Linked DNA regions of Homo sapiens: region 2 is linked to region 1. Evidence: chromatin loops called from intact Hi-C (ENCODE). Cell type or tissue: heart right ventricle. All regions are shown on one strand. Each heading gives the region's core, and the rest is flanking DNA. Links, peaks and the distances in the headings are about the cores only.

Region 1 (6,263 bases), core at 378-5,377:
TGTTAGCTTAGTTTTAATTTTTCATAGACTTGTATTCCTTTAGTCCTATGTTATAAAAAGCTTTTTCTAAATCATCCTGCCTCCCTTTAGTCCATGTGGAGGAGATTCTGGCAGAGTTGTTGAGTCAGAAGAAATACAAGCATGAGTAGGACACTGTACTGGAAACCATTGCCCACACAAAGAAGTAGCCGACTTCTCTGCTCTCCTCAGGAACTTACAAAGAGCTGAGACAGACAAAAGACAACTAACAATACAGAGCAGAAAACAAGCACCAACAAAGTAGTAGAGGCTCTGTGTGCCATGGGATGTTAGAGGAGAGAGGCCTGGTATAAGCTTCCTGATGGAAGGAGGAGGTGACATTTGACCTGAGCCTTCAGGAATGAGAAAGATTGCCAAAAAAAAAAAAAAAAAAAAAACAAGAAAAAGAAAAAGAAAAAAGGAAAACCATGGGGAAGAACATTGTAGATAGATAGAGAAATTGCAGCCATCGGAGGTCTGTTGCCTTGCCACCTGTTGCCCCTCATGTGCAGCAAGTCAATAGATCGAGACATGGGGTTGCAGCAGAGAATGAGGTTTAATAACAGGACCACCAAATGAGGACATTGGAAGGAACCTCAAATCCACCTCCTAAAGGAATTTGTGGCTAGGGGTTATAGAGGTTTGGGAGTAGGCTGAAATTTGGAGATCATTGATTGATCAAAGAGTGGAGGGTGAAGTCAGGGCAAGGAGATGAAGAAGCTGTATTTTCATGCCAATTCCATTCCTCCTCAGTGGGGGTCTTCAAACTGGTTAGCATCAGCTATTTTGCTGGAATTTGGGATCTGAAAAACATCTTAAACGGTTCCTAAACAAAAGCCTTATGATTCTAATGTCAGAGATCCTGTCTACAGGAGCAGTGGAGATGCAAATCAATTCTTAAAGTCTTATGATCCTAATGCCAGAAATACTATCTAGGCTGGGCTGAGAGACTGAGGCAGGAGGATCGCCGGAACCCAGAAGTTTGAGACCAGCCTGGGCAACGTGGCAAGACCTTAATTCTACAATTAAAAAAAAAAAATTAGATGAGCATGGTGGCATGCACCTGTAGTCCCAGTTACCCTGGAGGCTAAGGTGGGAGGGATCACTTGAGCCCAGGAGGTCAAGGCTGCAGCAAGCTGCGATTGTGTCACTGCATTCCAGCCTGGGTGACAGAGTAAGACCCTGTCTCAAAAAAATAAATTAATAAATTAATAATAATAATAAAAAAAGAAATCCTATCTATAGGAACGATGGGGATGCCAATGATCAATATCTAGTGCTACGTTATTTTCAGCAACAAGAAAGTGGATCAAATTACAGCTTGATTAATATTTCATTACATCTATATTTCTGTTCAGAACCCAGCATGCAATTCTTGTCGACTCTGTGAGGACAGTTCCAAAATGACTTAGGGAAAAATAAATGGAGGGCCGAGCATGGTGGCTCATGCCTGTAATCCCAGCACTTTGGGAGGCCGAGGTAGGTGGATGATCTGAGGTCAGGAGTTTGAGACCAGCCTGGCCAAGATGGCGAAACCCTGTCTCTACTAAAAGTACAAAAATTAGCTGGGGGTGGTGGCGGGCTCCTATAATCCCAGCTACTCAGGAGGCTGAGGCAGGAGAATTGCTTGAACCCAGGAGGCGAAGGTTGCAGTGAGCCGAGGTTGCGCTACTGCTCTCCAGCCTGGGGGACAGGAGATTCCATCTGAAAAAAAAAAAAAAAAGCATGCACATGCACCTGTAGTCGCAGCTACACAGGAGGCTGAGGGAGGAGAATCTCTAGAAACCTGGGGGCAGAGGTTGCAGTGAGCCGAGATCATGCCACTGCACTCCAGCCTGGGTGACAGAGTGAGACTCTGTCTCCAAAATAAATAAATAAATAAATGGAGGTGGAAAAGCCCAAGAGAGTTGACCAGACCAGCTAGACTGCAATGCACAGTCACTGTGTATTTCAGACAAAGATATTCTAGCAGGGATCCCAATCTCAAATGCCTTCCAGGGCCATACACATGTGTGGGGCATGGAATAAGATATTGAAGAATGATGGGAGTTCTGGCAAATTAGAGAGGGCTTGCCAAAAAGCATTACAGATTAAAACAAAACAACAAAACCAAATACTACCCTAGACAAACACATTGCTGACCAGATTCTGCCCAAAGGCTGTTGATTTGAGCCTACTTGTGACATAAACTAAAACATTCTTAGCTGTTACAATGGTAGCACAACTTATCAAACGAATGAATTATTTGGAGCTTTGTACTAAGGCTGTGTATTCAGATGTGTAGTCAGTTGTGTGATATTAATTCATTGTTACACTTTCTAAGGGTTCTAGGTCAGCAGCAGTATTGTTGTTAGGACATTACTGCCACCTAGTGGTCATTAGGGCTGTGCCAGCACCAAAGAAATCTGTGTATGGAGCTTTCATCTTCCAAATGTTTGTCTTGTGACGCATGCCACAAAACACTCAGATAAGCTACATAAACCTTTTTATACTGCAGTGGTAAACAGCTCACAAGTGGTGAGGACTGTTGCTGTTGTATAATTAATGTTGTGACTGGGCGGCTTGTGTTTACTTAGTTGGTGTCTGGTCCGTACATTTTTTTCTGCCGCTGTTGTTGTGTTTGTACTAATGCTATCTCTTTGGCATAGGTATAGAAGTTCATCAAGTATCTGAGAGGCTGTGTTGAAAGGATTAAATGTTTGAGGGGGCAAAGAAAAAAAAACACTGGAGAAATAATCAGATTTTGATGTATATGTTAGCTGTGTGACTTTGAACAAGTCACTGGGTCTCTCTCTCTATCAGTTCTGGCTGCTCAAAAATGTGCGGTTGGACCAGATGTGGTGGCTTACCCCTATAATCCCAGCACTTTGGGAGGCCAAGGAGGGAGGATTGCTTGAGGCCAGGAGTTCGAGACCAGGCTTGGCAACATAGTGAGACCTGTCATTACAAAAAATAAGAAAACAAAAATGTGGGAGTGAAATGGTTTAGCAGTTCTCCACCAAACCCCATGTGGGGGAGGCGTCGTCTGAGGAACATCATGGGTTTAGAAATCTTCATGGATCTTTGTCTGGGTGTGAGGGCTTGGGATGAGGGGAAGAGGTTGAAAAGGAAGGTCCAGACTGTTTTAACCAGAACAGGCCCCACTATAAAAAGTTAATTCAAAAAATTTTATTTTTGAATAGGTAATCCATGTAAGTGATTCAAAATTCAAGAGGTAGAAAAGAGCACATAGCAAAAAGTCTCCTCACTAATCTGCCCCACATTAGAGTAAACCAATGTCACAATCTATTATCTATATTTTTGGAGATATTCCCCCATATTGCCCCACCTCTTTCTTTTATTAACACAAATAATAACATCATACACAGTTCTATAATGCTTCTTTTTATCTATTTATATATTGCAGTTTCATATAACATTTCACTTATTCTTCAGTATGCTCAGACATAGATATATAAAATTTGACTAGATGCTCTAGAAATCTCTTTTGTAAGGGCATTGACCCTTTTTTACTTTTACTCTTTTAAATGTTTTTAGAGACAGGGTCTCACTTTGTCACCCAGGCTGTAGTGCAGTGGTGTGATCATAGCTCACTGCAGCCTTGACCTCCTGGGCTCAAGAGATCCTTCTGCTTCCAGAGTTGCTGGGATTACAGGCATGAGGCACCATGCTTGGCAGCATTGACTCTTAAGCTCACATTTTTAATCTAATATAAAATAAATGATCCATAGATTTGTAGCTATGCAGAGACAAAAACCATTTGTCTTGGTGTCAGACCTCCGAGAGACAGGAAGAGAGTGAGCCCTAGGAGAAGGCCTCTTTCAATATTTTCAGCTACAAGGCTTGTTTGACTGCTGTTAACCATAATCCGTAATCATGATCCACAGTAAGCAAAGCATGGGGGAGCACAACAGCACAGAAGCTGCTCCATAGGCTGAGAACAATGGCTCACACCTGTAATTCCAGTACTTGGAAGACTGAGGCAAGAGGTTCGCTTGGCCTAGGAGTTTGAGGCCAGCCTGGGCAACATAGCAAGACCTCATCTTTATTTTAAAATAAATAAATAAATAAATAAATAAATAAATAAATAAATAAATAAGAAAGAAACTGCTCAGGCACAGTGCTGGATGTATCCACAGCTGTAAACGAATTTGAAGGTTTGGGAAGGATAGAGTAAGAAGGTGAGGAGCAATCACTTTAGAAATCTTGTTACATTTTAAGTTAAGTAGAGATAGACTGCTTCTTCCACAGATTTCTCTATTGGATTTTTTCTTTCTTTCTTTCTTTAAACAGGATCAAATTTCCCTTAGAACAGCGACTCTCAACCCTAATTGCACGTTTGAATCATCTGGGAGCTTTCAGAAACTCCCACAGTCAGAGCCCCATCTGTAGGATTCTGATTTAATTTGTTTGGGGGGGTGAGGCTTAGCACCTGGCATTTTTGGAAAGCTCCGTAGATGATTCTAGATGCAGCCAGGTGACAACAGAGCTGTAGCTTCCGAGTGACTGGCTAGTGATGCAGCTCCTTTCTGCTCTACTGGGTGGTTGTCTCCAGGCAAATGGCCCAGATTCCTTCTCTGCTTCCTTCCTTTAACCTTCCCTTTCTGCCTTCTTTTTATTGCATGATCACTATCTGTCTTGGATTGTTGCTTGTTTTGATGTTTATCAGTCTCTGGAGCATACAGATCCCCCTCAGGTAGTCTGAGCTGGAAACTGTCAACTCCTACCCTTTGCAGTTTCTCTCAGATTCAGCTACTAAACATGTCACCTGAGGGCTGTGGTTCATAAGTTCTAGGTCGGAGGTTCTTAGACTAGCAGCATCAGCACCACCTCAGAAGTTCTTAGAAAATCAAATTCTCAGCCCATCTCAGGTCTAATTTAGCTCACTAAATTAGAAACTTTGTGGGTGGGACTAAGGGTATTTTATTGGTAGCCTTGAACCACAAGCTTGTAGCATTTGGAATTAGTTGTGCTGTCATGGGTGCTCTATCTTGAGGCTTTGGTATGCATGTTGGGCACCCAGAGGCTGAACAAGTTGCAATCTTCCTTCAGTGCCCCCACCATTTCCATCTTACCTTGGTGCTAGAGATAAACTGGGCTTCTTTCCTGATTTCTCTCCTTTGCACCTGAGCACTCCACGATGCTAGGTCCTTCCCAAACTCAGTCCATGCACCCCTACCCCCACCATCCTCATCCCCTGTAACTCCTGATCCTAGGAGAGACCTCTCCAGTTCCCCCAAGCGAGAAACAGATTTTCCCAAGGGGAGTGCCTGGAAGACTTTATGTTTATACTTAGTAACTTCATTTGCCAGACTGCCCAGCAGGACTAAGCCTCTTCCTCCTTTGTGGCTTTGCTGATGACTCTGCTCTGAAGCCTGATGATTTAACTAATTGGTGCTAAATTTTCCTGTACAGAGACATGATTTTATCAGCTGTAATTATCAAGCAATGGGACCTGATTTGGTTTTAAGCAGTCCTAGAACTTAAGCACCTCAGTGAATGTTGTCCTTCAAAGTAGTTATCAGGGGAAGCCACCCACTTATTCTAACAAGGCTGTCATTGTTGAAAATCTGACTGAAAACACTCTCCTGGGTCTGATGCAATCCAGAGTCTGATGTTTGTGCTCCTGCCTGATCGGGTTGCATCTTCCACCACCATCTCCCACGTGCCCATTGCTTTAACCACACAGCAGTTTCCTATTTCCTGAACTTACCCTGCACTTTCACATCTCCATGACTTTGTTATTCTTATTCAGCTTGGATTGCTCTTTTTATGCCTTTCTTTCCTTATTAAAATTCTGTTTTTCCTCCAACGGCCAACTAAGATGCTACTTTTCCTATGATGCTTTTCCTTATTCTTCAAATCAAAAAGATGGCTTGCTTTCTTCTCACATGTCATAGTATTTCACTTTTGCTGGTAATGAAGCATGTTTGCTTGAGTAAGTATTCCCTTCTAATGTACGCTTCTTGACAGCAGGGACCATGGAAACCATCCATTCCTCTTTCAGTGTCCAACACAGTAAGAGGTTGACAGCTGTCTATGAAGAGCCTCCATAAGGAACCAAGTGAGGAAATCAATTTATTTAGTTTATGTGTTTATTGAGTTTACCTATTTAGTTTATTTATCACTCTGTCACCCAGGCTGGATGGCACAATTATAGCTCACTGTAGCCTCAACCTCCTGGGCTCTAGGGATCTGCCTGCCTCAGCCTCCTAAGTAGTTGGGACCACAGGCACATGTCACCA
Region 2 (6,263 bases), core at 785-5,784, 260 kb before region 1:
CCAGTAACTCATTTTTACTGGCAAATTCTTCCTTATATTTGAGACCTACAGTCAGTAGTCATAAAATGTGAGAGAGATGCAGATAGTCATAAGAAATTAATACTGATGGCTTTTCCATTTCATTGTCATAGACACATCATATGCTACTTTTATTCTGAAGTAATAACATAGTTGAGTCACTGCATTACCTTACGGACAAATTATAATTACCTTACATTTAAGAGAAGTCATCCTTCAATTGTCCTGTTTAAGCAGTTTGTGTATTGAAAAGAAGACATCAGGGTGACTGACTAAACTCCATCTGACCTTACTGTGAATGAAGAATATTATTTTACTATGAAGCTGGCCTTTTAACCTACATGTTCCCAGAAATTGCCTTTGTTAGAGGAAATCTTGGTTAATATTTGTAGAGCTCAGACTCTTAATTGATTGAAGTCATTATTTTCTAACAATTCACAAATAAGTGATAATTAAAGATAACATTGCTTTAGGATAAGGACCTGTATTTACTAAGGTTAAAAGATTTGAAGTTACTTTATTGTACACTTGTTTACTTAGAGAAAAAGTCACTTTTTATAAACCCAGTGATTTTAAGTACTCATCCATACATTATATGTTAATCATATGATGTAAAAATGCATAAAAAACAAATCTAGAGCTATTTTCTGTGTAAAGTGTGGAAATTTTTATTGTCATTCATCCTAGCTTAATAGATTGAATCAGTAACAATATGGACTGTCGTAAAGAAGTCACCTAGAGCCCTGCGTTTTTGTGTAAAGGAGCTCCCAGAATGTTCCCTTAAGTGCCTGTGTGTATGTGCATGTATGTGTAAACTTTCTGTTTGTTTCTAACCCATTTTCGTATATGGCAGGTCCTTCCTCCAAAGTCTATTGCTAAAAAGGTAGAATCAGGGATACATAATTCACTCTTTTTGCATTTAAAAAAACTACAGGCCAGGCACGGTGGCTTACGCCTGTAATCCCAGCACTTTGGGAGGCTGAGGCGGGTGGATCACGAGGTCAGGAGATCCAGACCATCCTGGCTAACACGGTGAAACCCCGTCTCTACTAAAAATACAAAAAAATTAGCCGGGCGTGGTGGCGGGCACCTGTAGTCCCAGCTACTTGGGAGGCTGAGGCAGGAGAATGGCCTGAACCTGGGAGGCGGAGCTTGCAGTGAGCCAAGATCGTGCCACTGCACTCCAGCCTGGGCAACAAAGCGAGACTCCGTCTCAAATAAAAAACAAAAACAAAAACAAAAACTTACAGTGTCCCTTTAAGGTTTTTTAGGGAAACATAGCTAAACTAGCCAAGATTTGGTGGGAGAAGGGGAGTGGTTTCCCTTTCATTCAAAAGCCAAAATTCATAAAAGCGAACTACCAGGCTGTATATTAGCCACACACACATACCCCCACTATCTACACCACTCCCCTAGTTCTCCAGCCTCACCTCCTCGTCTCCGTACCCCTGGCCCCTACAGATAGCTGTGTGGCTCTGGCTCCACTTCCTTGAAGTCATTGTTCAGAATTCACTTCCTCAGTGAGGGCTATTTTATGTAAACTACAACCAACATTTCTAATCACTTTATCCGCTTATTTGCCCCTGTAGCATTGCTCACTTTGTAACACAACTGTCTAGTTTACTTATTTATTATGATGTTTTTTGTCCACATCCTATTAGAGTATAAGCACCACAAAGGCAGGATTTTTTTGTCTGTGTTATGCTCTAATGTGAAACAAACAGCTAGAACAGTGTTTGATGCTCAGTAAATATATATTGAATGAATGAGTATACATCTACACATGGTAATAAGTTATAAATAAATTTCTGGAGGAGAAGAACTGAACAGAGGGGATTTTTTATAATGATTGAGAACTCACATTTTGATGTCATTCAGACCGTGTTTAGTCTAGGCCTTTCACTCAGTAGTGTATTCCTTGCATTCCCTTTTTAAACCTCAGTTACCTATTCTATAAAATAGAGATAATAGTAACATCTTTCATGGGATTATTGTGAGGATAAATGAAAAAATACATATAAAGGGTTTAGCATACTTTCAGACAACTAGTAAAGACTCAGAAAACATTGACAAATATTGATATAGAGTTTGAAATTAATTTTAGAATTATCTACAGTGTCTGTCAGATTATAATATGAAAGTCAAGTCCACCTAGATTGGTTCTTATTCTTTTCCCCATTCACAAAAGTTATATGAATCATTTACATAATTCAGTAATTATAGACCAATCCACTAAATAGTTTACTGATTGACAAAAGTCATCTTAAGCAAGCATTATTATTTTAATATTATTCTCTGAGGTATTCTTTCTGAGAGAAGCTCTTCATTTCAATTATTCTGTCATTGAGTTCAACACTATAGACTTGGTTGGCACCAAAGAAATGTTGTCTGGCAATTTGTTAAAACTTAAAGTAGAACTTAAAGGAAATGGAGCCAAATGTGGTGGTTTACAGCTGTATAATCCTAGCACTTTCAGAGGCTGAGGAGGGAGAATCACTTGAGCCCAGGAGTTTGAGACCAGCCTGGCCAACATACCAAGATTTCGTCTCTACTAAAAATAAAAATAAAAAAGTTAGCTGGGCATGGTGGCATGCACCTGTAGTCCCAGCTGCTCAGGAGGCTGAGGCAGGAGGATTGCTTGAGCCCAGGAATTTGAGGCTGCAATGAGCTATGATCACATCACCGCACTCTAACCTGGGTGACAGAGTGAAACCCTGTCTCAAAAAAAAAAGTGAATGGACTTTGCTTCTTAGTAGTTTAGTAAACAAAATCTGCTAGTGAGCAGAGAAAATGTTCATTTGGGAACTGAATTCTTTTTTTAAAAAAGCTTTTTAGATGCCCAACAACAATAAAAAGAATCATTGTGTTATGTGATACATTCATATAATACAATGCTATACAGCAATCAAAAAGAATGAATTACTGCTACATGAAACAACCTGGATGAATCTCACAGAAATGGGATATAGATTACATAAAGCAAAGTCCACCAAATTTTAAGTATACAATTTTTACGTATGTGTATAACCATGTACCCATCATTCTGATAAAGATGTGGAACATTTCTGGCATCCCAGAGGGTTCCCTTTTATCCTCTCCCAGTAAATGCCCCCCCGCCTCCGCCCCACCTCTCCAAGGTAACCGAACCACTATTTGACTGTAAGTTAGTTTTGGCTATTCTTATACACGGAATCATGTAAAATGTACCCTTTCGCGTCTGGCTTCCTTGGCTCTGCTTTACTCATCCATGTTCTGTGTAGTAGTAGTTCATTCTTTGCTGAATAGAATTCTGTTATATGAATGTACTACTATTCATCTTCTTTATTTTTGATGGATGTTTCAGTTTGGGGCCAATATGAATAAATCTGCTATGAACATTGTTGTATCTGTCTTTTGTTAGACATTTAAGTATTCATTTCTGTTGGGTTATATTACCTAGGAATTGGAATTGCTGGGTTATAGGATATATGTTTTCACTTTAACAAATTGTGCTAAACAGTTTTCCAAAGTGTTTGTACAATTTACATTCCCACCAGCAATAGATGCAAGTTACAGTTGCTCTGTATCCTTGTCAACACTTGGTATTGTGATACCTTTTAATTTTAGTGGGTGTGTAGTGAGATATCGTTGTGGTTTTAATTTGCAGCTCTGTGGTGGTGTCAATTGCCTCATATGTAATTTTTTTCAGTTATTTTAAATTTTCAGTTATTTAATTTTTCAGTTATTTTCTTTATTCAGTATGAATAAAATCAATATCACTTTTTGTATTGGACGAAAGTGCTTTTAAAGTCAGTATTAATTAAAACCTCTTCAAAGTCAATTTATTTATTTTTGAAGACAAAAATATTTCTTTCTCCCACCACAGCAATATTTAAATGTGGAATCTATACTTGTAGTTGAGTAAATCCATTTGTGAATAAGATACTTCCTTTAAAGGGGCCTTAATAGATTCACTAATAAATATGTGTGAAATATGTTTTAATGTATTGAAAGCACTTAGTGCCTGAAACATACTAAGTGCTAAAGTTATTTTAAAATAATTAAAATATACTTTAAAAAAAAAATATATATATATGTTTTGCCTGGAGAGAATACCTGTTGTCAGGACACCCACTTCTCATTATGCCTCTGCTGCCAATAACTATGTGGGTTTGGACCATTTTTTGCTATCAGTAACATGAATGCTTTTAGTTAGATGATTTCTAAGTCACATTGTAGGATTCAGTAGCTTCCTTTTTGGTTAGAATGGAAAAAACACTAGACCGGTAATCAGTCAATGTAAGTTATTTACACTTGTGGACCTTTGCTTTGTTTCATGACTCAAAACCCAATAAGAAGTATCTTTCCCCTCCTCCTCCTTTTCTACCCTTCCTCCTTTAATAGATTTCGATATAAAATTGCAAGCAATACAGTAATTCCTTAAACCTGGAAATTAGCATAACCAATATAAATTTTTTTTAAAAAACGTTAAGTTACTAAATTTTTTATACTAATAAACTGTAGACCTTGAGTTATTCTTCACATAACTGTACTTCACTGTAAGTACAGTGATGTTTTTCATAACTAGAAACTTTTTCAACCAAAATTAAACCGATATCTATATCAAGTTGCAGAATTTTCACAGATTTAATTTTCTCAGAGTGATTTTTGTTTGCATTTCTAAATCCTAGGTAGTCACAGAATATGATTCACCCTAATCTTATTTCCTTACATTTTGCTTTATGTTATTAGGGTCTTTTGCTTGTTTTGCAGTAATATTTTCTATTGTATACTTTGAGTAGCATTGGTTTTTTTTCTTCAGCAATTTTTACACCTTACTATCAGAGCTCATTACATTTTCTGATAAAGGCTTATTGAGATTCAGACTCAAACTCATATAGATTCTATTTTAATCTTATCTTTGCTTCTGGCTATTGCCTCTCTTCTGGTGTTTATTAAATAAAACCTGATGAAATCCTATCATATCAAAATATTAGTAGTAGTATTAGTGGTATCAAAAATATTGTTTTCTCCATGCATACCAATTGCAGAAGCAGTGAATAGCGTGGTTAAAAGCCTGGACTTTAATGTCATGGGCTTTAGAGTCAGACTACAGGATTTGAATTTTGGCTTCTCTTACTAGCAATGTGACCTTAGGAAAGTTCTTGAACCCTTAGTTATATTGCCTGTAAAATACATATAATAAAGGCACTTATAGGATCATCATGATGATTAAATGAAGTAATACTACACATAAACAGTGTCTTTGAACAGTGTTTTTGCACTTTGTAAGTGTTCAATAAATGTTAGCAATCATTATAAATATTATTACCTTTAGGGTTTTGTGAAGATTAAATGGGATAAGTAAACTGTATATCTAAAGGCCTGCAATATAGTGCACAATTAACATTAGCTAGTATTACTACCAAAAATATTCTCTAGCTAGCTGGTTTTACAGAATTTCTGTGTGTTCTAGGTAAAATTGCAGTTTAGGACCATCATCCATCCCTCCTGACACCAAACAAAAAGTGAATTTGTAATTAGAATATTTAGTACTAAGAAAACATGGACATCCAGGCTAAAGCTCAAACCTTTTAAAAATTATAATGTAGCTGCAATGTTATTTGCACATGAAAGGAAACAGAAAGTGGTGTTAGTAATTTTAAAGATAAATTTTTTCTTGAATAAGGTGTGATGTTTAGTTCCTAATAACTTTGTCCTGTGACCGATTAAACCCATCAGTAGGTTGAAGGTGTTCAGGGCATGGTAATCTGAGACTGAGGCCAGTCATTTTCTTAGACAGAGAAGCTATAAGAAATCCTATGTAGAAATTACTTAGTATCACACTAATTTTGATATTTGCATCACTTAGATGTCATTTACTTTCCTATTATCTGTGCTCCTGCCTGGCCTCCCTGCCATCTCAGTAATAGAGTTCCTTGCCTTCTTCCTAGTCATCAGGACCTGCATCTCTGCCTTGTTATTTCAAGAGGTTGAACTTGCTACTGATTTCATTCCTCTGAGAGACTTAAGTTCTTGCCTTGGCCCCATCTACCCATGATTGGGTTCCCTTTTACAAAGCTAGGCTCCCACAAAGGAAGACACTCACCTATCTGAAATTGCCAGGGTCATTGAGCACTTTTGAACAGGTGTAGGCACAACTTCAAGAGGTACCGTTCACATAGATGACATACAGCTGCCCAGCTGTATGTGGTGGCTCAGTGGCCAGTTGCCTATTTCTCGAACTATGGTTGATCACCTGCTGT

What was found. Hi-C counts contacts between places; a loop is a spot of excess contacts. Peaks named below come from ENCODE experiments on the same cell type or tissue, not always from the same donor. Only the 100,000 strongest peaks of a DNase experiment are listed, where the experiment ranks them.
Region 2: a loop joins it to region 1, with 4 times the contacts of the local background. A loop is called at or near these places in 32 of 110 quality-filtered maps.

What each region holds. Positions count from the first base shown.
Region 1 is chr1:101,286,222-101,292,484 of GRCh38, forward strand. No RefSeq gene overlaps it. Among named protein-coding and RNA genes, the nearest start is that of LINC01307, 34 kb to the right of the region's middle. In heart right ventricle, for the core only: CTCF peaks have their summits at 2,395 (motif pointing left) and 2,608; a DNase peak (open chromatin) is centred at 2,400; H3K27ac peaks cover 544 bases.
Region 2 is chr1:101,029,624-101,035,886 of GRCh38, forward strand. All of the region lies in intron 1 of DPH5-DT (DPH5 divergent transcript), which reads left to right. Among named protein-coding and RNA genes, the nearest start is that of DPH5-DT, 6.9 kb to the left of the region's middle. In heart right ventricle, for the core only: no CTCF peak of the experiment used is centred there; no DNase peak of the experiment used is centred there; H3K27ac peaks cover 998 bases.